Regions from separate parts of the Homo sapiens genome. Here region 2 is linked to region 1. A link is a loop called in an ENCODE intact Hi-C map of the cell type or tissue named here. Cell type or tissue: PC-3. All regions are shown on one strand. Region 1 overlaps GBE1 (1,4-alpha-glucan branching enzyme 1). Region 2 has its middle 1.4 Mb from the start of LINC00971.

Region 1 (5,000 bases):
CAGTATACAATAAGAGGAATTAAAATTTAATATAAATAATCCCCTTTCCATGTCAGTATAAGCTCCATGAGAGCATGGCCTTTGCTGTGTGTGTGTGTGTTTTTTTTTTCCTACTCCTGTATACTCTCAATTCTTTGAACAGTGCCTGGCAGAGTAGACACTCAAAAGATATTTATTGAGTGTTAAAGCCATTTTGAGACTCAGTCTTTGAAGAAGTAAATCAAATAATTTGATTCTTCGATAGTTTATAAGGGCTAATTTTATAGAAACTGTGGCAAGGCAACTATTATTGTTTTCATTGCTGCTTTAAGTCTTAATGGCTGTTTTTTTAACCTTTGTTTTAGGTTCGGAACTTTTTTTGAGAACTGAACTTACTACTTTTTAAAAAGTGTTGCAGGAATTTTTTCTGCCTGTTTCCTTTTTATTTTTTTGAGATAATTGGCAGATTAACTTTACTGAGTTTTTACTTGTTACAATCAATTAACTAAGAGAACTAATCTAAATAGCAAACAGCTCCTTGGCACCAGCTGCAGCTGTGAAATCTCTGAATTCCTTGATTCTGTGACCCTCAAATGTTCTAGTTGAAGCCGAGGAAAGTTCCCAATCATAGTGGAGCTTTGGTTGCAGGGTTACACTACAGTCTATCACCTCATAAGGTTGATTTTTAGCTGCCGAGTTCTATTTATTCATATTTTCACTAGTTCAACAAATATGTGTTGAGTATCTTCTGTGTACCTGGTACTGTAATATGCATAGGGAATCAGAATTTTAAAAATTACTGCCTTTAAGGAAATAATCTAATAAATGAGTTATTTTTAATTTTTATCTGCTCCAATAAGCCTAAGAGCTAGGACACAGTCCACTCAGTAGAAGCAGCTTCCTGTGGAAGTAACTATCAAGCTAAGGAGCTAGGTGTGTGGAAGAGGCAGGATGGGCTGTTTCAAGTTTTTAAATTTGAAAAACAGATTTTCCTTCTTTTGGTGGAGAATCACTGTAATAAACATAACTAAATAGACATAAAGCTCCTTTCCCTCTCAAAGAGGGCTCTGTATGATTATATTATTAAACACTCATTACCTCATTACTAGACCCAGCATCATCTATTAAAAGATAAGAATAAACAGCTCATCGATTTTTTTGCTTTGTTAGCTCAAGTAGGAGGCATGAAAAATACCAACATAAGCAGCTACCACTTACTGAATGTTTCCCATTGACAGCTAACTAATTTACATATATTTTGTCATTGACTCATTACAAGAACTCGATACAGTAAGTACTTTTATTACTGGCTCACCCTACATTCTGCTTTGCCTGAACAGTACCAGTGTATACCTGTTATCTTAATTATTATTATTTTTGATTAATATAGCTTTATTTTCATTTTTTATTTTGATTTTACTTTAAGTTCTGGGATACACATGCAGAACGTGCAGGTTTGTTACATAGATATACGTGTGCCATGGTGGTTTGCTGTACCTACTGACCCGTTCTCTGAGTTCCCTCCCTTCACCCCCACCCCACAACAGGCCCTGGTGTGTGTTGTTCTCCTCCCCGTGTATTCTCATTGTTCAACTCCCATTTATGAGTGAGAACATGCAGTGTGTGGTTTTCTGTTCCTGTGTTAGTTTGCTGAGAATGATGGCTTCCAGCTTCATCTATGTCCCTGCAAAGGATATGATCTCATTTCTTTTTATGGCTGCATAGTATTCCGTGGTGTGTATGTACCACATTTTCTTTATCCAGTTTATCATTGATGGGCATTAGGGTTGGTTCCATGTCTTTGCCATTGTAAATAGTGTTGCAATAAACATATATGACCATGTGTCTTTAGAGTAGAATGATTTCCCTGATGAACATCAATGCAAAAGTCCTCAATAAAATACGGGCAAACCGAATCCAGCAGCACATCAGAAAAGCTTATCCATCAAGATCAAGTTAGTTTCATCCCCGGGATGCAAGGCTGGTTCAACATATGCAAATCAACTAATGTAATCCATCACATAAACAGAACCAAGGACAAAAACCACATGATGATCTCAGTAGATGCAGAAAAGACTTTTGATAAAATTCAACATCCCTTCATGTTAAAAACTCTCAATAAAATAAGCATTGATAAACCATACCTAGAAATAATAAGAGCTATTTATGACAAACCCACAACTAATATCATATTGAATGGGCAAAAGCTAGAAGCATTCCCTTTGAAAACTGATACAAGACAAGGATTCCCTCTCTTACCACTCCTATTCAACATAGTATTAGAACTTCTGGCCAGGGCAATCAGGCAAGAGAAAGAAATAAAGGGTATTCAAAAAGGAAGAGAGGAAGTCAAATTGTCTCTGTTTGCAGATGACATGTTTCTATATTTACAAAACCCCATCATCTCAGCCCCAAAACTCCTTTAGCTGATAAGCAACTTCAGTGGAGTCTCAGGATACAAAATCAATGTGCGAAAATCACAAGCATTCCTTTACACCAGCAATAGACAAGCAGAGAGCCAAATCATGAATGAACTCCCATTCACAATTGCTACAAAGAGAATAAAATACCTAGAAATACAGTTAACAAGGGATGTGAAGGACCTCTTCAACGAGAGCAACAAACCACTGCTCAAGGAAATAAGAGAATTTTAATAATCATTGTAAGAAATGAGTAGCATTCTGTCTCTAGTTCAGAATAATATTAAATTTTAATTTTCAAATAACAATCAGAAGGTACAAATTTTAGTAGCTGACATCTGTCATCTCTAAACCTATTTTTCAAAATCTAAATACTATAAGTCTTTTGTCACATTTTTATTCTACAATTGAGCTCTCTAAAGGAGCTGGAACAGCTTTCATTTTATTATTGTAGATCATGATATTTTTCATAGATTTAACTGTGCTTTTTAGGCAATTAAAATCATAAGGCTAAAATAAACACATAATTTAGAGTTTTTCCTTAAAATTATTTTCTAGATAAGTTCTGTATTTGAGTAGATCATTTATGTGTCACATTGATATGTTTGTGGCAGTGAAGTTATATCTCCCTCTTTTGGAAAGCCAAGGCATGGCATTTTGGTTGAGTTTAAATTGTTCTTTTCATATTTTCAGTTTACATAGTTTCCTGAACTTACAGATTGAAAAATAATATTTTTCTCTGGAATAGATTTTCCTTTGAAATTTTTTACATTAATAAAAAGTTAAACTTTCATACATATATGCACATGTATATTTCTTTGGATGTGTGGAAAACAACAGGACATTTGACATGTGTTTCAACCCAGGAAAACTTTTTATTTTGATATTTGAAATGCCTTTATTTTTAGTTGAAGAGAGTCAGTTTTACTTTTTCTGTAATTATGCAACATGATTCATAATGTCTGTTTAAAAAATAGGACTTAATTTAAAAAATATGGAAAGAAAAGTAGCCCTTCTTATAATCATTAATGGCCTGGCCCTCCAGGCTACCATCCACTCTTGACAGATTTTATGGGTATTCTTGCTCATCAGTTTTTAGGCATTTGTAAACTGTCCTTGCCCTTGTCCTCTGCCTCCCTGTATTTATATGCTTTTTATTATCATAAAAATATGATTATACTGTGCCTATTAGTCTTCAGTTTGCTGCACCCCTCCTAATATATCATGCAAATCTCAAAAGGTACATTATTATGTTAGTTACTTGAAGAATCAAGTCCATACCCATTACTAATAAGAGTGATGTCTACAAGGTATAAATTAGCATTTATTCTGGCTAAGCATTCGACTATAAAAAGAAATAAAATGTATTAATATACTCATTCTAGATCACTCAAGTCTGTTTCTTATAATAGCTAACATAATTTTATAACAATTGTATGCTTTCTTGAGGTATTAAAATCAGGGCTGCACCTTCATTACCACTGCTTAGAAGAACAAAATGTTCATTTTCTACCCTCCCTGCTTCCTGCATTTGGGTCATAGAAGTGCTCTGAATTTACCCTGTAAATTGTTCAACAATGTTGAGTGTTTTGCGGGATGTGGTTTTTGTTTTTTCTGTGTACTCCTTTGTAACTTTGCCTACAGATTATAAAGAAGTGCTTGAGATTTAAAATTTAAAATTAACCATTAACATATCCCAAGAAGACCACTTATATGTAATGTAGAAAGAAAATGTTTACAAGAGCTAACAGTAGGTTATTTTAGTTTAACAAGTCTCATGTCTTTTTTTTTTTTTTTTTGAGACGGAGTCTCGCTGTGTCCCCCAGGCTGGAGTGCAGTGGCGCAATCTCGGCTCACTGCAAGCTCTGCCTCCCGGGTTCACGCCATTCTCCTGCCTCAGCCTCTCGAGCAGCTGGGACTACAGGCGCCCGCCACCACGCCCGGCTAATTTTTTTTTGTATTTTTAGTAGAGACGGGGTTTCACTGTGTTAGCCAGGATGGTCTCGATCTTCTGAGCTCGTGATCCGCCCGCCTCAGCCTCCCAAAGTGCTGGGATTACAAGCGTGAGCCACCACGCCCGGCCAACAAATCTCATGTCTAACATCAATCTAGTAATTTTCATTTGTTTAATTTTCATAAATTACTTAAAGAACTTATTTAATCAGCATTTCTAAGAGGTTAGAAACACTACTTCAACCCACAGAAATTAAATGGATGTGTAGTATAATATATGTGAATATATGTGTGTATATATAAATGTGTATTACTATTATGAAACACTGTTGCAAACTTCCTTTGAATTAAAAAATTCTCTCAGAATAGGCATTATTTCATATACAAACTAGAATGTAATGAAATAATATAAATTGAAGAATATACAGGTGATGGCTTTTGTTTGTTGCCTTTGTAAATAACAATGCCATTGACATTTGCATACTTATATTAAACAAGGTTTACTCTGTCATTATGCTAAATATAGTTAGTTTGTGATTGCCAATTCTATGTCATTGACTTAAGAAGTCACATTTACAGTCATGTTGAGAGGTTTGAAGTGATAATAATAATGAAATAATAATCCGTAATGTTTTGCACTGGTAATTA
Region 2 (5,000 bases), 1.8 Mb before region 1:
AGCAGGAGTGAAAGTTTATTAAAAAGCTTTAGAGCAGCAACAAAGAGAAGAAAGGTACACTTGGAAGAGGGCCAAGGGGGTGACTTGAAGGACAAGTGTGGGGTTTGACATCTTGACTTGGGGTTTTATACATTGGCGTACTTCCAGGGTCTTGCATCCCTTCTCCCCTGATTCTTCCGTGGGGGTGAATTGTCCACATCCCTGTGGCCTGCTAGCACTTCAGAGGGGAGCATGCACAGTGTGTTTACTGGTGTTACGAGCACACTCACTTGAGGCATTCTTCCCTTATCAGCAGAATGTCCTTGGAAGGTCATATTCGCCATTTTGCCTCTTAATGTGCATGCTCGAGCCCACTCACCCAACTCCTGAGATCTTATCAGAAAGCTGCTGATCACCAGTTTCAGGTGTTCCCTATCTACTGGGAGACTACCTTTCCCTGGCACTGGCTGTGACCTATTATTATTTTAGAGAGGCAGTGTGACAAACTGCCTGACCATCACCTAATGGTCACCTGACTTTCCTGGTGGGAGGTGGGGGCCCTCTCCTGCCCTATTAGTGTCTGACAAGCTACCTACTGTAAGACTTCCATTTCTCCTGAACTTCTAAATTATTCCATGGCATTCTGTCTAAGTAAGCTTTCCTTCCGCCACCCTATCACCTTCTTGCTCTAACGCAAATCTAGCTGTCCATGAAGATGCTATTTCTTCTGCAGCACTCTTAAAAGAGGGATTATTAATTTCTTCACATACCATTATATTTCACATATCAAATAGTTCACATACCAAATGAGATAAAGAAGATACAAATAAAAGCCATTGTTTCACATGCTGCTTGCCATTGTCTCTCCTCCTCCCTTTTTAAACTCTAGTCTGTGTGAAGTGAAGGTCATCAGATTTCACTGCATTTCATTCCTTCACGTTGCTATTTACTGACACTCACTGATAAGTTTAGTACCTAGCTTTCCTTTTCTTTCTCCTCTACAACTCTTTTCATTTTCGTTTATGATTTAAACCAACACATAAATGATTCATCCAAACTTCTAAACTCTCAGTTTTTTACTTCTTTGTCTAGGATAATATTCAGACAAAATTATAGGCGCCCTGAACATTTGTTCATTTTATGCCTTGTCAACAGATGTCCAAAATTATTCATCTTAAATATTTTTTGTTTTTTTTATAATGGTACAAAAGTGGAAAAAGGCCAAGTGACCATCAACTTCTAAATGGATAAATAAAATGTTGTATATCCATACACGAAGTACTGATACATGCTAATGTTATCGGGGGTCCTTGCTCCCAGAGCTCCCAAGACGGTGGCAGGCCACTTCCAAAATGGCAGCAAGCTGCTTCCACTTCCAAGATGGTGGCAAGCCTCGTGTTCTCTGAGCTGGGGTTCTTGGCCTCACGGATTCCAAGGAATGGAATCTTGGGCCATGCAGTGAGTGTTGTAGCTCTATTAGAAGCCGTGGGTCACGGAAGAGAACCGTAGAACCCAGTGACTAGTGTTCAGCTCGATTAGGACGAACTGGGCACTTAGCAGTGCAGGAACAATGGCAAGCATTTAGCCCGATTGGGAGTGGCAATGGGCGCCTCACTGGATCGGGAGCACAGCAGACACCCTGCCGCATCCGGAGGGATGGAAGTCAGCGGCAGGTCTGCGACAGGGGCAGCAAACAGCAGTGGTGGACGGCGAGCGAAAGCTCAGCTCGAGCCATAACAAACACAGGCCAAAAGAGAGTGCAGTTGCAAGATTTAATAGACTGACGACAGAGCTCCCACACAAAGGGAGGGGACCCAAAGAGGGTAGCACCCCAATGCCTGGGTTTATATCCTGATCATTGTTCCTCCCGCTGTGCTCTCAGGCAACAGACAATTGGCTATTTCTTTACCTCCTGTTTTTGCCCAATTAGCATTTTAGTAAGCTCTCTCTACTATATGATTGGTCGGGTGTGAGCTAAGTTGCAAACCCCATGTTTAAAGGTGGAAGCGGTCACCTTCCCAGCTAGGCTTAGGGATTCTTAGTTGGCCTAGGAAATCCAGCTAATCCTGTCTCTCACTATTACATGATTGAACTTTGAATGTATCTGTTAGGCCTCTGAGTGCAAGCTAAGCCATCATAACCCCTGTGACTTGCACGTGTACATCCAGATGGCCTGAAGTAACTGAAGAATCTCAAAAGAAGTGAAAATGGCCTGTTCCTGCCTTAACCGATGACATCACCTTGTGAAATTCCTTCTTCTGACTCATCCTGGCTCAAAAGCTCCCTCACTGAGCACCTTGTGACCCCAGCCCCTGCCAGCCAGAGAACAACCTCCTTTGACTGTAATTTTCCACTACCTACCCAAATCCTATAAAATGTCCCCACCCCATCTCCCTTGCTGACTCTCTTTTCTGACTCAGCTCACCTGCACCCAGTCGAAATAAACAGCCTTGTTCACACAAAGCCTGTGAGGTGGTCTCTTCACACGGACGTACATGAAAGTATCACGTTAATTTAAAGAGGCCAGCTGAAAAAGACCACATATTGTATTATTCCATTTATATAGAAAGTTGAGAAAAAGCAAATCTTTAGATATAAAGACTAGATTAGTAGTTGCTTGAGTATGGGGGTAGTTGCCTGAGTATGAGGATAGATTAGTAGTTGCCTGAGTATGGGGGTAGTTGCCTGAATATGGGGATAGATTAGTAGTTGCCTGAGTTTGGGGGAGTATTAGTAGTTTCCTGAGAATGAGGATTACCTGTAAAGGGAACCTTCTAGGAATGTTCTAAAATCAGATGCTGGTGATGATTGCACAAATAGATAAATTTGATATGAATCATAAATTGTACACTTAAAATGGGTGCATTTGTGTTTTGTAAATTATATCGAATGAAACATAAATATTTTACACCAAATTATATTTCTCTGACATATTTTAACTAGCTGCCACAGGGTCAGCAAATGGAAATGCGCCTGCAAAGTCTTTTGTGGGGGAAATTTGCATCTGTTGAGAATCTCCATTAATGCAGCTAGGCCTTCCCTTTCTAGGCTTTTTCTGGATCCAGGGGAGATTAACTTAGAGTCTGACATCTAAAGGGTATGAAAAGAGACATTTACTATCCATCCTTTCTGAGAGCTACTACCTACAAGGCTTCATCTGCATAACAAGGCTACCTTTGCTACCCAAGCCTCTTCTTTACTCCTGCCCCATAACCTGTCCTGGCAGTAAAACCTAATTTACCAATATTACCTGTGTTCGGCCACACTCTTGGCCTGCATTTTTTCTGTAAAGTCAAAATGACATACGAGATTTGTACCTCATAGGAAGCTTGGGTTTTCATTTTAAAGACTCCCATGCATACACATTAAATAAGTTTGTTATACTTTTTCTTGTAATGATCAATCTCCTTCCAGCTGTGATTTTTCAGTGAACGTTTAGGGGGTCAAGGGCCTTGATTTCCCCAATACCTCACCAGAATTATGTACCCCTTCCTCTTTGCCCAACCTTAATCTGATTGTCATTCTCTGTAACTGACTGAAAAATACAGTTAACTCCATTACCCATCTCCCCACTGACGCATTAATCTGCTTTTATATAAAGCTGAATGCTCTTGGAGATATCACACAAAGTGTTAAGTATTTCAAAATCATGATGAAAAATCTCAAATAGTTATCATCACTGCCAATCTTACCACATTTCTTTAGTAAAATCATTTTTTGAATTTCTGTTTTATAACACCTCCTATCTCCAATAAGCCAACTGCCTTCATCACTCTGCTGAAAACCTCATCAACTTCCTGTATCTGAAACCACATATTATGCCTTCATTTCTAGTAGAATGGAGTAATGAGTAGTTTTCCCAATCAAAATAAAGCCTCTCTATTTATTCCTGCAACCCATCCCGTATTACCTGTAAAAGCAAAATATAATGAAACAAAATAAAACACAAGCCTCAATCCTGCCCTTGTATCAGCCTTCTTCTTCATGACCACTTTTTCCTTTCTATTGTATCATTACTATCATCATTGTCATAAAATTATCATTATCATAAAATATTCCTTAGTGATTATCACCCACCGAAAGAAAATGCCATAACTCACATAATCATTCAGTTTCTACCCATTTTCTCTATTTCTCCTCCCACGGCCTCAGAAAGTTGTGCCTTTTCATTGTCTCCAATTCTTTATTTTCTAATTTTTCTTCACTGTACTGTAATGAGGCCACTGGTGCTGTTTAATTCCTCTACCATTAGAAAAAGTAGCTCTTAAGACCAACAGTAACCCATTTCTTGCCGAGATCAGTGGCTGGTTTTCTGTCTTATTACCTAGCTTCTTAGCTGTATTTGAGATTATTGGATAGCTTTTGCTTCAAACTGTGTTTAACTTTCAGGATACCCCATGTTCTTCATGTTCCTTCAATGTCCCTGGGGATCTATCTGACAGCCCTCCAATTCTTCCCCAATTGTCTCCAAATTTTTTGATGTCACAATTTTAAAATTGCAAACTAAATAATGTTTTAAATGTTAACCTTCACAAATAAAACTGCTACATTACTCTTAAAAATGTATCCATTGAAATCTAAATGTAATAAACATTTAATATTTATTGTCATCTTAAGAAAAAAAAGACATCACCAACTTGTTTTTTCCAAGTAAAAAGTAACTAATTGTTTTCCTCCTGAACTTATATTTCCATTCTATTCCCTCAACAAAATTTTATTCTAATCTGATATGTTACTTACTCTTGAAAGCCTTTTATTTGTTTTCCTATTGTAATTCTCAGCCATGAAATATGTAAATAAATTACAAAATCATTTTTGAAAGTTCAGGTTACCATAAGTTTCTTCTGGCAAAATTATTATATAAGAGCTCCTCAAAACAACATACATATTTTACAGACTTTGATATGTAATTGTAAAGCATAAAGAATAGCATTATATTTGAAATGCATTAATCAAGTGAATGCAGCTCTTTAATATATTTGCTCATGGATGCATGAATGAGGTTTATCTATCATAACGTA

Evidence for each region. Peaks named below come from ENCODE experiments on the same cell type or tissue, not always from the same donor. Only the 100,000 strongest peaks of a DNase experiment are listed, where the experiment ranks them.
Region 2: a loop joins it to region 1, with 10 times the contacts of the local background. A loop is called at or near these places in 6 of 110 quality-filtered maps.

Annotation. Positions count from the first base shown.
Region 1 is chr3:81,664,734-81,669,733 of GRCh38, reverse strand. The region is part of intron 3 of GBE1 (1,4-alpha-glucan branching enzyme 1); the gene reads left to right. Among named protein-coding and RNA genes, the nearest start is that of GBE1, 94 kb to the left of the region's middle. In PC-3, a CTCF peak has its summit at 3,021; no DNase peak of the experiment used is centred here.
Region 2 is chr3:83,511,973-83,516,972 of GRCh38, reverse strand. No RefSeq gene overlaps it. Among named protein-coding and RNA genes, the nearest start is that of LINC00971, 1.4 Mb to the left of the region's middle. RefSeq lists an enhancer at 1,575-2,774. In PC-3, no CTCF peak of the experiment used is centred here; a DNase peak (open chromatin) is centred at 2,322; H3K27ac peaks cover 1,344 bases.